2 separate regions of the Homo sapiens genome follow, and region 2 is linked to region 1. Evidence: chromatin contacts called from ENCODE Hi-C or POLR2A ChIA-PET data. All regions are on one chromosome and are shown on one strand. Each heading gives the region's core, a stretch centred on a gene start or an enhancer-like site at or near the end of the contact. The rest is flanking DNA. Distances are from core to core; before and after follow the strand shown. Region 1 has its middle 31 kb from the start of POU2F2-AS2. Region 2 holds the start of CXCL17 (C-X-C motif chemokine ligand 17).

What was found. A loop is a pair of places that touch in the nucleus more often than their neighbours do. ChIA-PET counts read pairs that join two places held with the same protein, here RNA polymerase II (POLR2A). Pooled maps may share reads with other maps.
Region 2: a loop to region 1 is called in a pooled map, with 2.1 times the contacts of the local background. The contact joins the promoter of CXCL17 here to the enhancer-like site in region 1. A Hi-C loop is called at or near these places in 6 of 50 pooled maps. POLR2A ChIA-PET finds 5 or more read pairs at or near these places in 2 of 52 experiments (K562 and activated CD4-positive, alpha-beta T cell).

Annotation. Positions count from the first base shown.
Region 1 is chr19:42,180,062-42,187,114 of GRCh38, forward strand. It overlaps a transcript of POU2F2 not described here. Among named protein-coding and RNA genes, the nearest start is that of POU2F2-AS2, 31 kb to the left of the region's middle. Within about 2 kb of position 4,435, at least 7 of the 41 ENCODE cell types and tissues checked have a DNase peak (open chromatin) inside an H3K27ac peak, as active enhancers do.
Region 2 is chr19:42,438,298-42,444,793 of GRCh38, forward strand. It overlaps CXCL17 (C-X-C motif chemokine ligand 17), which reads right to left and starts at 4,649. Exons shown (of 4, transcript NM_198477.3): 1 at 4,457-4,649. The coding sequence starts at 4,535. All of the region lies in intron 1 of LIPE-AS1 (LIPE antisense RNA 1), which reads left to right. RefSeq lists silencers at 220-399, 2,078-2,167.

The sequences.
Region 1 (7,053 bases), core at 3,185-5,684:
CTGCACACAAACTAGGCACATGGGCCTACAGGGCATGAACATAGTGGACACGGAACCACCCCATAGCCACCTACCAACCAGCCTCCCTGGGACCCATACTGTGTGGGCACAACATAAATGAATGCAGGAAGTACCCTATCCCCCATGCCTACAAAGCTGGCACACCAACCTAATAGACTTAGCTAGTGTGAACATAAGAGACACCCATGAGCAGGTTCTGGTGATCCACAAAGGCACATAACAAAACTGAACATAAGAAACACCCACTCCGCTTGCATACAAAGGCACATGGGGTCCCAATAGTGAGGAGAGAACTCAAAAAAGGGTGTATATAATGACAACCCACACACTATCCATTCTGGAAGGAGCAACAAGGAATACTGGACCCTGCAATGAATCTACCCAGCAGACTCCCAGGTCCCTCCATCTGTACGTGTACAATAGACCTAGGAGGAGCTATGGACAGCCTGAGTACCTACTAGAAGGGAAGCAGGGACAGGGCAGAGACCAAGGATGTCCTGTTCCCTGCCTTGGCCCTGGCACCTACAAGGACCAGTACATGGGTGGGGTGGGGGGCGGTCATCCTTCCTAAGAATGACCAAGTACATAATAATTGTGTATACAGTGAGTATACACTAAGCACACAGCACCAATGTTTGTCTGTTTGTTTGTTTGTTTGTTTTGAGACAGGGTCTCCCTCTGTCACCCAGGCTGGAGTGCCGCAGCGTGATCATGGCTCACTGTAGCCTCAAACTCCTGGGCTCAAGCAATCCCCTCTTGCCTCAGCCTCCCAAGTAGCTGGGACTACAGGCATGCACCACCACACCCATCTATTTTTTTTTTTTTTAAGCAGAGATGAGGTCTCCATATGTTCCCCAGGCTAAAGCACCAATTTTAAGGATCCAAAAAACTTGGTTTGATATGTGCTAAGTCCATATCATATGCTTACTTGCCAGTATGTTAAGAGTCTGTGGTCCACAACCTATGCATGATTGGTATCTTAATTATCCAGAATATCCATATTAAGCAGAAGCTGACATCCCTCATGGACTTACAAAAGTCAGATCCAATAGGAGACTTAAGCAATCCGCACATGCAGGTTGTCCTAACTGATTTCTAGGGCTCCGCCCAGCCCCGAGTCATGATTCCACGAAGGCTGATGCAGCACATGTATACACACCAGGCACATGCAAAGACGTACACCATACACTGTACACAACACAGCAAAAACATGTGTGCTCTCTCTGCTTCTGAAATAGCATAATTCCAGAAGTACCAGATTCCTCTGAGGAATGTGTGTGTGTGCATGTCTGAGTGAGGGCCATCTCTGGGTACAGGTGTGCATGTACATGGCTCTTCCTGTACGAATGAGCTCAGCTCTTATTCCCTCCTCATTCTGCCTGTTCATCTTTCAGAAACATGTATACAAATAATAGTACCTGATGTATACTAAGTACAAAACATTGCAAGCTATGGATGACCTTAATTGAGTGTGTGCGTCTGAACATACATTTATTTATTTATTTATTTATTTATTTATTTAGAGACAGAGCCTTGCTTTGTCACTCAGGCTGGACTGCAGTGGCACAATCTCGGCTCTCTGCAACCTCTGCCTCCCGGGTTCAAGCTATTCTCCTGCCTCAGCCTCCCGAGTAGCTGGGATTACAGGCGCATGCCACCATGCCCAGCTAATTTTTGTATTTTTTAGTAGAGACGGGGTTTCACCATGTTGGTCAAGCTGGACTCAAACTCCTGACCTGGTGGTCCACCCACCTCGGCCTCCCAAAGTGCTGGGATTACAGGCGTGAGCCAACACTCCCGGCCTTGAACATACCTTTAGATAGATGCATTTGTTCATTAATGAAACATTTGTTCGCGCATCTGTGGCCATGTGTGTGCGTGTGTGTACATCTTGGTGTCTTGGTTACAAGTCTTGGGGCTCCCTTATAATCTCTGAGGATAAAGGGTGTAAGATAAGGGAAACGAAGGCACACAAAGCAGGAAGGGAAGAAACTGGGGAGAAGGAAAAAAGTGGTGCAAGGACAAGGAGCAAAAAGAAGAGACCTGTTATTCAGGAGGCTGAGGCACAAGAATCACTTGAACTCAGGAGGCAGAGGTTGCAGTAAGCCAAGATTGTTCCACTGCACTGCCCTGGGCGATAGAGCAAGACTCTGTCTCAAAAGAGAGAGAGAGAGAGAGAGAGAGAGAGAGAGAGAGAGACCTGGAACTGGAACTGGATGTATGGAAGGAAGGGAGGAGGCCCTGAGGACACAGGCAGAGGGAGATGTGGTGCGGGAGCAAGGAAGAGAACAAGGACAGGAGGAGAATGGGTGTGAGAGAAAAGAGGAAGCTAGGAGGAGGAAGGGAGGTGAATGGTGAGCAGAGCAGAGTGAGGGTATCAGGAAGAGTGAAGGGGACTGGGGAGAGGAGAAAGGAGATGGGAGAAGGAGATAAAGACCGAAGGGAAAGAAATAAGAAACAGACAGAGGCTTTTCTGGTCTGAATGAAATTTAGAGGTTGCCCCAGTGGCCTCCTATGGGAAGGTGTTCGAGTCGGAGGATGAAGGTGAAGCAAAAGAGAGAAAGGAAGAGGAATCACAACCTAGCTCCCTAGGATGGGGCAGCCAGCTGTCTCCATCATCCTAGAAGGGGCCCAGAGACAGGGACCCGGAGGCACAGACAGAGAGGTATGCAGAGCTGGACTGAGATGTGGAGTCATCTGAAGTGGGTAGGGTCCTGGGACAGGCAGGAGGAGGAGTGGAGAGACTTGCAGGCTCAGGGAGGCCAGGGCTCAGTGGTGTGGAGACTTCCAAAGACCAGGAGGAGGCTGGAGCAGGCAATGGAGCAGGGCCCTGAGACCACAAGCGGGGAATCGAAGACCAGGTAAAGGGAAGCAGGTTAGAGAAGGGCAGAGAAGTGAGGGCCTGCTGAGCAGAACCAGCCAAAGTAAATGGAGGAGCAGCTGGAGTGGGATGAAAAGGCCATGAGGCATCTTGCAGATGGGTCCTGCCTTATGCACACCCGGGTTCAGAAGCTCTCCCAGGCTGACTCTCCCCAAGCATTCAGTTTGGTTCCATTTAAGACATGCATACTGAATACTATCACGAATTAGCACTATGCTGTAAGCTGAAGAAACAAATGCAAATGAGACACAACTCTGCCCTCATAGAGACCCTCATCTGAAGTTGTTGGTGGGGGAGGGAATGAACAATAAATACACAGTTACTGATACACACAGCAACACAGAAGTACCTCAAAACCAAAGTGAGAGATGCAGAAGACCACACACTGTAGGATTCCATTTACATGAAATTCTAGACAGCAAAACTACTGTGACGGAAAAGCAAATGAGTGGTTGAAAAGGGCTGCAGTGGAAGGAGGGGACTGACAGCAAAGGCGCCGGAGGGAACTTTTTAGGGTAATGGAAATGTTTTGTAACATGATTGTGGTGGTGGTTACACAACTGTGTGTGTGTGTAAACTCATTAAACTGTACATTTACAACTGGTGAATTTTATTGCATGCAAATTATATCACAATAAAGCTGATTGCAAATAAATAAATAAATAATTACCAGCCAGAATATTCAAGACTCAAGATAGGGCTCTATGGGAGCCAAGAGGAGGTGGATGGGGCAGTGACGGAAGGCTTCTGAGAAGAGGTGATGCCTGAGATAAGACCTGAAGGATAAACAGGAGGCAGGATGGAGAAAGCGTTCCCATGGAAGAAGAGCTTTCACATGGAAGCAGGTGAGAACTGAAAAAAGTTCACTATGTTTTGAACACAGAATGGAGAGTAAGACTATCAAGAAGTGAGTGCAAAGAAAATCAGGGTTCAAAATACAAATCCATTGCTATTCGAAGTACCATGTTGAATAAAACCCACCTGCACCTGAAAAGGCCCAGAGAGAAGGAAACTATGAGACACGACTGGGGATTTTTTTTTTTTTTTTTTTTTTGAGACAGGGTCTCTCTCCTCCCTCTGTCATCCAGGCTGGAGTGCAGTGGCACAATCACAACTCACTGCCACCTCGACCTTCTCCTGCCTCAACCTCCTGAGTAGCTGGGACGACAGGCGTGCACCACCACAACCTGCTAATTTTTGTATTTTGTGGTAGAGACAGGTTTTTGCCATGTTGCACAGCCTGGTCTTGAACTCCTCGGCTTAAGCGATCTACTGGCCTTGATCTCCCAAAGTGCCAAGATTACAGGCATGAGCCACCGCTCTGGGCCAAGACTGGGGATTTCTAATTGGCCTCCTGTCTGCCCCACAGAAAGGTCTCCTTCCTGCCGCCCTTCCCAGAACTTCCTCCCTGCTCTTTTCACATGGGGATGTCTCTCTCCATTAGGAAGCAGCCTCTGCTCTGGACCTATCCCCCAACCCTGCCCACATCTCCAAGAGTTTGTGGGCCCCAGTGAATCCCTCCAACCTGGATTCCATGTGGCCACTGCCCCCTGGTGGCTGAAGTGATGCATGACTAAGGACGAAGGGACACCTCCAAGTCCAGGCCCAGCATGCCCTTCCAGAGGCCAGTCCAAGGCACTCCCACTACTGCCCCCCAAGACACACCCTTGTCCCTGACAGTCTCCTCCTTGCTAAATCCTACAAGCACTTTTCAGTCCTATCTGACTCTCCTCTGCAGCATGCAGCCACAAATATCTTTTCAAAATCCTCTTGGCATCTAAGAAACCTCACTCTCTTGGTTCTCCAGCTCTGTCTGGGCTGCTCTCCCAGGGTGAATCATCCCCTCCCACAACTGCTTTCTCTATGCTGGTAATCCCTAAATTTGTCTCCAGTTTAGCCCTCTCTCCTAAGCTTCACATCAGGATACCCAGCCACCTCCTAGAGGTTCCAAAAATACCTCAAAATCAACATGTCTAATCTAATCATGTCATCTTCTCTACCATGCCCCTAGACCTTGGTTCCCACTCCCCATGGTGATACTCCATCCAATCTAGCATTCAAGTCAGAAAAATTGTCCCTGTCCTTGACACCTTCCTCTTCCTCATATTCACATCCAATCAGGATTGAAATCCCATCCAGTTCATTTACTTCATTAATATTAAAATTTTAAACCATATGAAATTGACAATATCACCCAGCTTTTTCTTACAAAATGGGAATTTCATAGAGTTCAACCGAGTATTTCTCAAATCCATCTCCTCCTCTCTTCCCTGCTCCCAGTGTCCTAGTTCAGGCCTCCACATCTCCTGCTTGGCCCATGAATCTCCTTACTACCTGGCCTCCCAGTCTCCCCTCTTGCCCCCTTTCTAGTCTATCCTCCACACTGGCTACTGGGGTAATGTTTCTACAATATGGCTCTGATCAAATCACTCCCCTGCTTCAAACTCTTACTTCCTGTTGCACACAGGACAAAAGCCAAACTCCTTAGTCAGCTTTTCAGACCCTTCACAGTAACTGGCTCCCCTCCCTCTACAGGGAGCACCACTATGCATCCTGTACTGCAACCACACCAAACCACCACCACTTCCTTGAATCTGCCCTTAACCTCTTGGCCTTTGTACTTGCAGTTCCCTATAACTGGAATGCCCTTCTCACTCTTGTCCCCCTGGCTAACTTCTATTTGACTCCAAGAACCAACTTAAAATCATATGTTAATGTAAACCTCCAGTTCATCCATTCATCCATCCAATACACACAGCTTGAGTATCTATACTTGTATGACCTCCATAGAAGGTACCGGGGACACAAAGGGGAATAGGACACAATTCCTGCCATCAAGAAAGCTCACGGTCCAGTAAGAGACACAAATGCATATATAAATCACAACACTATAGTGTGCTAGGACACAAAACTAGACTGGGAAAATTGAATTTTACTTATTTTTGAGATGCCGTTTCACTCTGTTGCCCAGGTTGGAGTGCAGTGGCACTATTATGGCTCACTGCACACTCGAACTCCTGGGCTCATGTTATCCTCCTGCCTCGGCCGCCCCAGTAGCTGGGACTATAGGTGCGCACAACTACACCCGGCATTTTCTTGAATTTTAAAGGGGACTGGGACGCCGAGGCGGGTGGATCATGAGGTCAGGAGATTGAGACCATCCTGGCTAACACAGTGAAACCCCATCTCTACTGAAAATACAAAAAAAAAAATTAGCCGGGTGTGGTGGCGGGCGTCTGTAGTCCCAGCTACTTGGGAGGCTGAAGCAGGAGAATGGTGTGAACCCGGGAGGCAGAGCTTGCAGTGAGCCGAGATTGCGCCACGGCACTCCAGCCAGGCTACCCTGGCTGGACAGAGCGAGACTCCATCTCAAACAAAAACAAAAACAAAAAAAGAATTTTAAAGGGGAAATAGTCCTTCTGAAGGAGTCATTAAAATTGGAGGGAAGCATGAACAAGAGCACACAGGTGAGGAAGAGTAGGTTGTGTGCAGGGAGGCAGTTGGGATTGCTAAAGCATAAACCATAAGAGAAAAATGCTGCTGGAGAGGCTAGATGGGGCCCAATCATTAAGTATCTTTTGATCTAGGAGGCCATGGGGAGCCGCTGATGGGTTTTCATCAAGAGCAGCTTTGCATTTTTGAGAATATGAATCTGAGAGGACAAGAATGAAAGCAGGAAAAACCAGGAAGCTATTGCAATAGCCTAGGCAAGAGATGCTAATGGCCAGTATTGACATTGGTATCAGGGACATGAAGGAGGCAACAGGTTTAAAAAACCCGGAGGTAACTCAAGTCAGCAGGGCTTTATGTTTGGATATGAGCGTCAGGGAGAGGGTGGTGCCAAGGATGATGCCCACGTTTCTCACTTGGATGCCCGGATGGATGGAGGTGACATTCATTGAGACAGGAGAAAATAGGAGGAGGCACAGAACTTATTCGACAAAGTTCTTTCTTGAACCTCTTATATCTGAGGTGCCTATGAGACATGTCCTGGATCCAGCAAAGAGTTATATTAGTTCTTCAGTCTATATTGGGATACAGTTGTGTGCAGTGTCATAGAGAGAGGTCTCTGGGCTGAAGATCTGGACATCATTAGCATAGAGTTGATAGCTGAAATCACGAGTCGATGATGTCCCTCAAGAAGAATACGC
Region 2 (6,496 bases), core at 3,399-5,898, 260 kb after region 1:
CAGTGAGCCGAGATTGCACCACTGCACTCCAGCCTGGGCGACAAGAGACTCTGTCTCAAAAAAAAAAAAAAAAAAAAAAAAAAAATATATATATATATATATATATATAAAATACACACACACACACACACACACACACATATATACTGTAATGAAAATGACGTGAATGTGGTCTCTCTCTCTCTTTGTCTCTTTCTCAAGATAACAATATTTTTGGACCACTGTTGGCGGGTAACTGAAACTGCGATTAAGTGGGGACTACTGTACATGAGTGTGCGTGTGTGTTATTTCCCAGCTCTGACCACTAGAGGGCCTAGAAGCACCAGCACCTACTAGCAATGGACCTATCAGTCAGTGCCCATAGTCTGTAAATATCATTCTCCCATGAAAGGAACTAGGGCTTCCAGGAAAAATAGCTGATCCAGGGCTGGGGCAGAAAAACACAAGAGGAGCCCAAAGCTTCTTGTGGTGTCAGAAAGTAAGGAGCTGCTCAAAAAATGGTGGAGATGTGTCTAAAGGTCACAGAAGCCAACTAGAAGGAGCTCCCAATGGCCAATTTTGGGACAATATGAGCAACATAATAAATAATGATAGTAGTGGATTCCAACCCATAAATACTCATGAGTCCATGCTGATATAAATAAATAACTGAACAAATAAATAAATAAGGAAGAGGCTAGGCATGGTGGCTCACGCCTGTAATCCCAGCACTTTGGGAGGCCAAAGTGGGGGGATCACTTGAGGCCAGGAATTAGAGACCAGCCTGGCTAACATGACAAAACCCCGTCTCTACTAAAAATACAAAAATTAGCTGGGTGTGGTGGTGTCTGCCTGTAGTCCCAGCTACTCAGGAGGCTGAGGTGGGAGGATCGCTTGAGCCCAGAAGGTGGAGGCGGCAGTGAGCCAAGATCACACCACTGCACTCCAGCCTAGGCAACAGAGCAAGACTCTATCTCAAAAAAAAAAAAAAAAAAAAAGAAAAAGAAAAAGGAATAACTCTTTCTTATGGCAGAATTCCGATTAAATAAATGTAGAAGGAACAATGGAAGTAGAAAATCACTATTTGGCCAACACCACAGTAATAATTCTTTATAGGAAACAATCATCCATAGATTCTAAAAGTTAATATTAAAAGTATGATGATGCCATAACTGGTGAATAACAAGAAAAAAAAAAGTATGATGAGAAGAAACAGGCTATTTACATATTTCCAAAGTGTCTCTCCACAAGATACTTATTAATTACAATAAGATGAATAGTAACTTTACAGTAGAGAAACCTGGCAGACACCACCTGAACCAAGTGCTTAAAGTGAACCTCATCAGTAATGAGAGATATCGACATCCTGGGGCTCTTGCTGGGATGTCCAGAGAAGGATACATCACTTCTGAAGTATTCTTGCCCAAAATGTGTAGCCGGAAATATCAGACAAACCCATATTCAGGGGGCATTCTACAAAACAACTGGCTAGAACTCTTCAAAAGTGTCAAGGTCCTGAAAGAGAGGGAAAGACTGAGAAACTATCCCAGGTTGGAGGAGACCTAGGAGATCTGACATTTTATTCAGTGGGATCCCAGATTGGAGTCTGGAGCAGAAAAAGGACATGAGTGGGATGATTAGCAAGATTTGAACATTTGTAGATTAGTTAATATTATGGTATCAGTGCTAATCTCCTGGTTTTGATAATTGTATTATGGTTACATAAGATATTGTTTGAAAACAATTGGATGAAGGCTGTACTGGAACTCTATTTTTACAATATTTTTCAAAGTCTGAAAAATGAAAAGTAAGAAAAAGTAAGAAATGCATTAGATTTGTGAGGACAAATGAGATAGTAAGTGTGAAGTGATTAGAACAATGCTTGTGATATAGGAGTTCTTAATGTGTCTGATATTATAAGTAATTTTATAATTAAATAATATTATAATTAATGAATAATCTGTTATTTTAAGTAATTTATTTCCTAATGACCTCATATATTCTCACTTATTTCTATTTCCCTTAACCCTGTGAAAAGCATATTGAGCATGTATGTGATTAAGAGATAAAATAAGATTAGACTTTATTCTGAGATTTATTTTGGGGATGGAGGAGCTATTATTTCCTTTAGCCACTAAGTAGCTCAGACTCAGGCCTGCACTGCAAAACTTTGCTTGGCTGGGAAACAAGATTTGAGCCCGGCCGCCACCCACTCGACGTGGTTTGTGATGGCGCCCCCTGGTGGCGCAGGGAGCTTTCCCCAGTTCCTCACCCTCGTGCTTTAGGAGCGACTTAGAAACTACTCAGTCCATTTATTAAACCCTTTCTAGGACACGCTGCGGATCATTTAATCTTCACAAGTGTGTGTGACAAGTGGTATTTTCTTCATTTTAAGATGATAAAACTGAAACTCAAAAAAGTGAGGCGACTTGTCTAGGGTTGCAAAGTGTGTGGCAGAGCCAGGATCTAGGTCCCCCTGACTTCCAAGCTGAGTGTAAAGGTCTAGGTGAGTCTAAAAGTGTGGCCATGCAGAGAAGTATTGGTGTAGAGCAGTGGTTGTTGACCAAGGGTGGTTCCCCCTCCGGGGTCATTTGGCGATGTCTAGAGATATTTTTGGCTGCCATAACAGGGGTTTGGATGAGGGAGAGGGGAGGCTGCTATTGGCATGTAGGGGAGAGAGGCCACGCGGATGCTGCTGAACATCTCACAATACACAGAACAGCCCCCACCGCAAGGAACTGTTCAGCCCAAATGTCAGTAGAGCTGCTATGAAGCCCTGGTTTGATTTAGCAACCTGAGGATGCATTCTTGCAGTTAGCTAATGTTTGCTGAGTACTGAGCTGGATAGCGTGAGGGATATGGAAACAGTGCACCAGTCTGTGTCACCAAGTAGTTTGCAGCCTAGAAGGACAGGGGGTGGGGGCAGGAAAGGCACATGAAGGCCCTCAATATAAGGCAGCAGATGATAAGTGCAAGAAGAGAGTGTCCAGCAGGGCTAAGCCAGCGCTCAGGAGGGAGACCACATGTCTGGCTGTGGGAGGAACTGAAGGAAGCTGTGGGAAGGTGGTTTTGAGCTGGGTGTGTGAGCAAAGTTGAACTGGTGGAAAAACACAATACCTGTTCAGGGAAGGGCAAACAGGTTAGTTTGGTTGGAGAAATAGTATTTTTAGTGAGTAGAGGGAGGTACACTAGAAAGGCAGGTTGGGGCTACAGCTTTGAATCCAGGCAGAGGACTCTAGCCTGGGTGTCTGTCATAGTGATGGAAAAGTCTTCCCTTTCAGAACAGTGGTCTAGGCCCTAGGGCTATGGGGCTTAACAGCTTCCAGAGCACTCTCTCTACAAAGGAGGGGATGTTGGAAATTGGGGTGGAGAAGGGAGAATGCCTCCTGATTTTAGGACCAAGTTGATGCTGAGTATGTAACATAGCCATTTCACCTCAAAGTGGCCTTTGGGGAGATGGTGCTCACAAGCGGAAATATACATGGGGATCAGGTCTTTTCTGCGTGGTTGCTCTGTGCAGGGCTGGGCCACTTTATAGTGAAAGCTGGAGCAGATTTGGAACCCCTAAGCTAAAGTCGGCTTCCCAAAATGTGAGCTGTTACAGCAGGGCTTGCTATGGATAAAGCTTCAAATATGGACACTACCTGGTGACAGGCTTTTTCTAGTTTATTACGTTACCAGTAAATAGCATTAAGACATGTTGGTGGCATTCCAGTGCACTGTAAAGAATAGAAGCAAGGACTTCCTGATCTTCTATAAAGGTACCATTGCCTTCAACACTCTCCCACCATCATCATTAAGTTTAGCCATGAGAATTATGTTACTCTTTTGGAAAAGTGTTGGGGGAGAAGGCATGGGAGCAAATCTTTGTTGAGCTAGTATATACATACATACGTACGTGTGTGTGAGGGGGATCAGCTACAATTGCAGATATCTTCTTTTCTTTTCTTTCCTTTTTTTTTTTTTTTTTTTTTTGAGATGGAGTCTCACTCTGTCACCCAGGCTGGAGTACAGTGGTGCCGTCTCGGCTCACTGCAGCCTCCACCTCCTGGGTTCCAGCAATTCTCTGGCCTCAGCCTCCTGAGTAGCTGGGACTACAGGTGCGTGCCACCAGGTCTGGCTAATTTTTTGTATTTTTAGTAGAGATGGAGTTTCACCGTGTTAGCCAGGATGGTCTCGATCTCCTGACCTTGTAATCCGCCCTGCCTTGGCCTCCCAAAGTGCTGGGATTACAGGAGTGAGCCACCGCGCCCGGCCAGTTGCAGATATTTTCACATACAATATCTCGTTTAACTCTCTCAACATTGTTTGGGTGTAAGTACAGTTTGCTGTTTTTTTGTAAAGGAGGAAACTGGCATTGAGAAAGGCTCACTTGCCCCATCCCCCATAGCTAAGAGAAGCTGCATTTTGATGTGTCTGTGGCCTGTTTTGCCACATTTCTCCCCCCGTTTTCCCCTTCATAGACAGTCTTGTTTACCTGGATTCAGGCTGCTAGAGACCATGGACATCAGCATTAGTGGCAGCAACAGGAGGAGGGAAGAGATTAGAACTTTCATCGCAACTGTCGGTGCAGCTGTAAGTTGCTTGAAGAATATAATGGAAGGTTCCCTGCTGGAGGCTCCTGATCCCTGGGGATGACTCAGGTCAGGATACTCAGCCTGGTGGTCTATGCTTTAGTCCCAGGCCAGCGTTCCCATTTGAGGGCGAGAACAGGTGAGGTGACGCTGTCTTGCTGTTACGTAACAGATTAGACCATGTGCTTTATGGGAATCTGGGAGGTGAAACTGGTCAAACAAAAGAAATTCAGCATTCTTAAGAACATAAGAAGGTGACTGATAACTTGGCAGCTGTGCCAGTTCTCTCCTGTACTCTTTCCCGCCTCCTCACACCCCAATGCCTCATGATTTCTTCCTCAAATCTTTTTTTCTTGCTTGGATTTCCTTATACCTTTCAATGACCCTCTCTATCTGAATATTTGGCAGGAAAGTGGATACTAAGTGTTGGTAGAAGAGACTTTGACAAGGTCTGTTTCCCCTCTGTGCTCCTGCTCCCATCCTTGGCAAAATATCGGCAATAGTAGTGTTGTTGCCTGGGAAGTTGCCCTGTCCTCTCTCTGTTCACAATTCCCTCCAATTCTGCAGCCACATAAGATGGCAGCAGAGCAGGATCCGGGACAAGAGGCAGCTCCCCTGCCGAGAACACCGCCCCTGGAGCAGTGGGTGACACCAGGCCTCCTTGTGTGTCCATCGGGAAGGTGGCCATGGCTTAGTTGTTCTGGTCTAAAGGGGAGGGAACTGGGTTGGGGGAAGAGACCCCCAGAGCTTTAGGTCTCAGAGGGTTTGAGAAACAGGAGCCACAGGAGGGAAGGAGCCCTGAAGTGTGTTTGCCCAGCTGCTGGGGCGCCTGGCTCCAGCCCTTGTTTGGAAATGGCCCCGGGCAAAAGAAGAAAGGTAATAATACTTGAAGTAAACATTAGGGGCATAGAATATCAGCACTCACTAAACTTGACATTTATTTGAGACTTTAGGAAATGTGCTCAAAGGGAGAGGAGAGGCTGGGCTTGAATGCTGGGTGATATTCATGGGGGCTGAAGGGAAGGCTAACAAGGGAGCCCTTTTTTTGGAAGCCTCCAGGCAGGAGTGAGAGCAGGGGGTGTGACTTTATTTCCCTGAGAGAAGGAAAGAGGAAAGGCATGAGTCAAAGCCCTTTGGTTTTGTTTGACCATTCTTTTTTCTCCACGTTTTCAAATTATCTCGGCCTGTTGACTTGTCACAGAGTTGATTGTGGACTTTGCTACTGCAGTGTTTATAAAGCACTGCAGGGGCCAGGGACTGCTATGACTGAGCCTGTGTCCAAGTTGAAGGCTCAGGGTGGGCCTAAGCTTGTTCTGATGCAAATCACTGATGTGGCTTCTTTCTGGAAAATTCTAAAACCAGGGAGATGACATCCATTTCATAAAGCCTAGAGATATGGGTGCAGTCATCTCTCAAAGTGGCAGGAGTGCAGGGGGACTGAGAGGGACTTGGTTGGGTGGAACTTGAGCTGGAGTTGGGGGAGGATTTGGGTTGGTGGAGGGCAGAGAGGAGGGCCGTGCAGAGCAGGGGCGTGTTGTAGGAGAGGTGCCTCCTGGAGCTCATTGGATGGGGATTTTAGAGGACAGGAGCTGTTCGTGTTCATTTTTGTATTGCTTGAACTTACACAGGGTCTGGCACTTTGGGAGTATTCTATAAATGACTGTTGAATGGAATGATTGTTTTGTAGCCCATTAACTGGGCCTGATGTATTAGAAAGTGTGCGAAAATGTAGCCCATTAGCAGAAAGAAAATCTTACTGAAAAACCATCCCATGTACAAATGGAGCCTGGTGCGGCCACTTTACTTATGCTGCTGAGTTCTGCATCAGTCCACACCCAGGCCACCGCAGGGGCCGGGAGCTCCTCCTCAGACCTACCTCCCGTGCCTCAGTCTCTTTACCCCTCTGTTCTTCCAGGTCCTGCTCCCTCTGGTTTCCCCTCCAT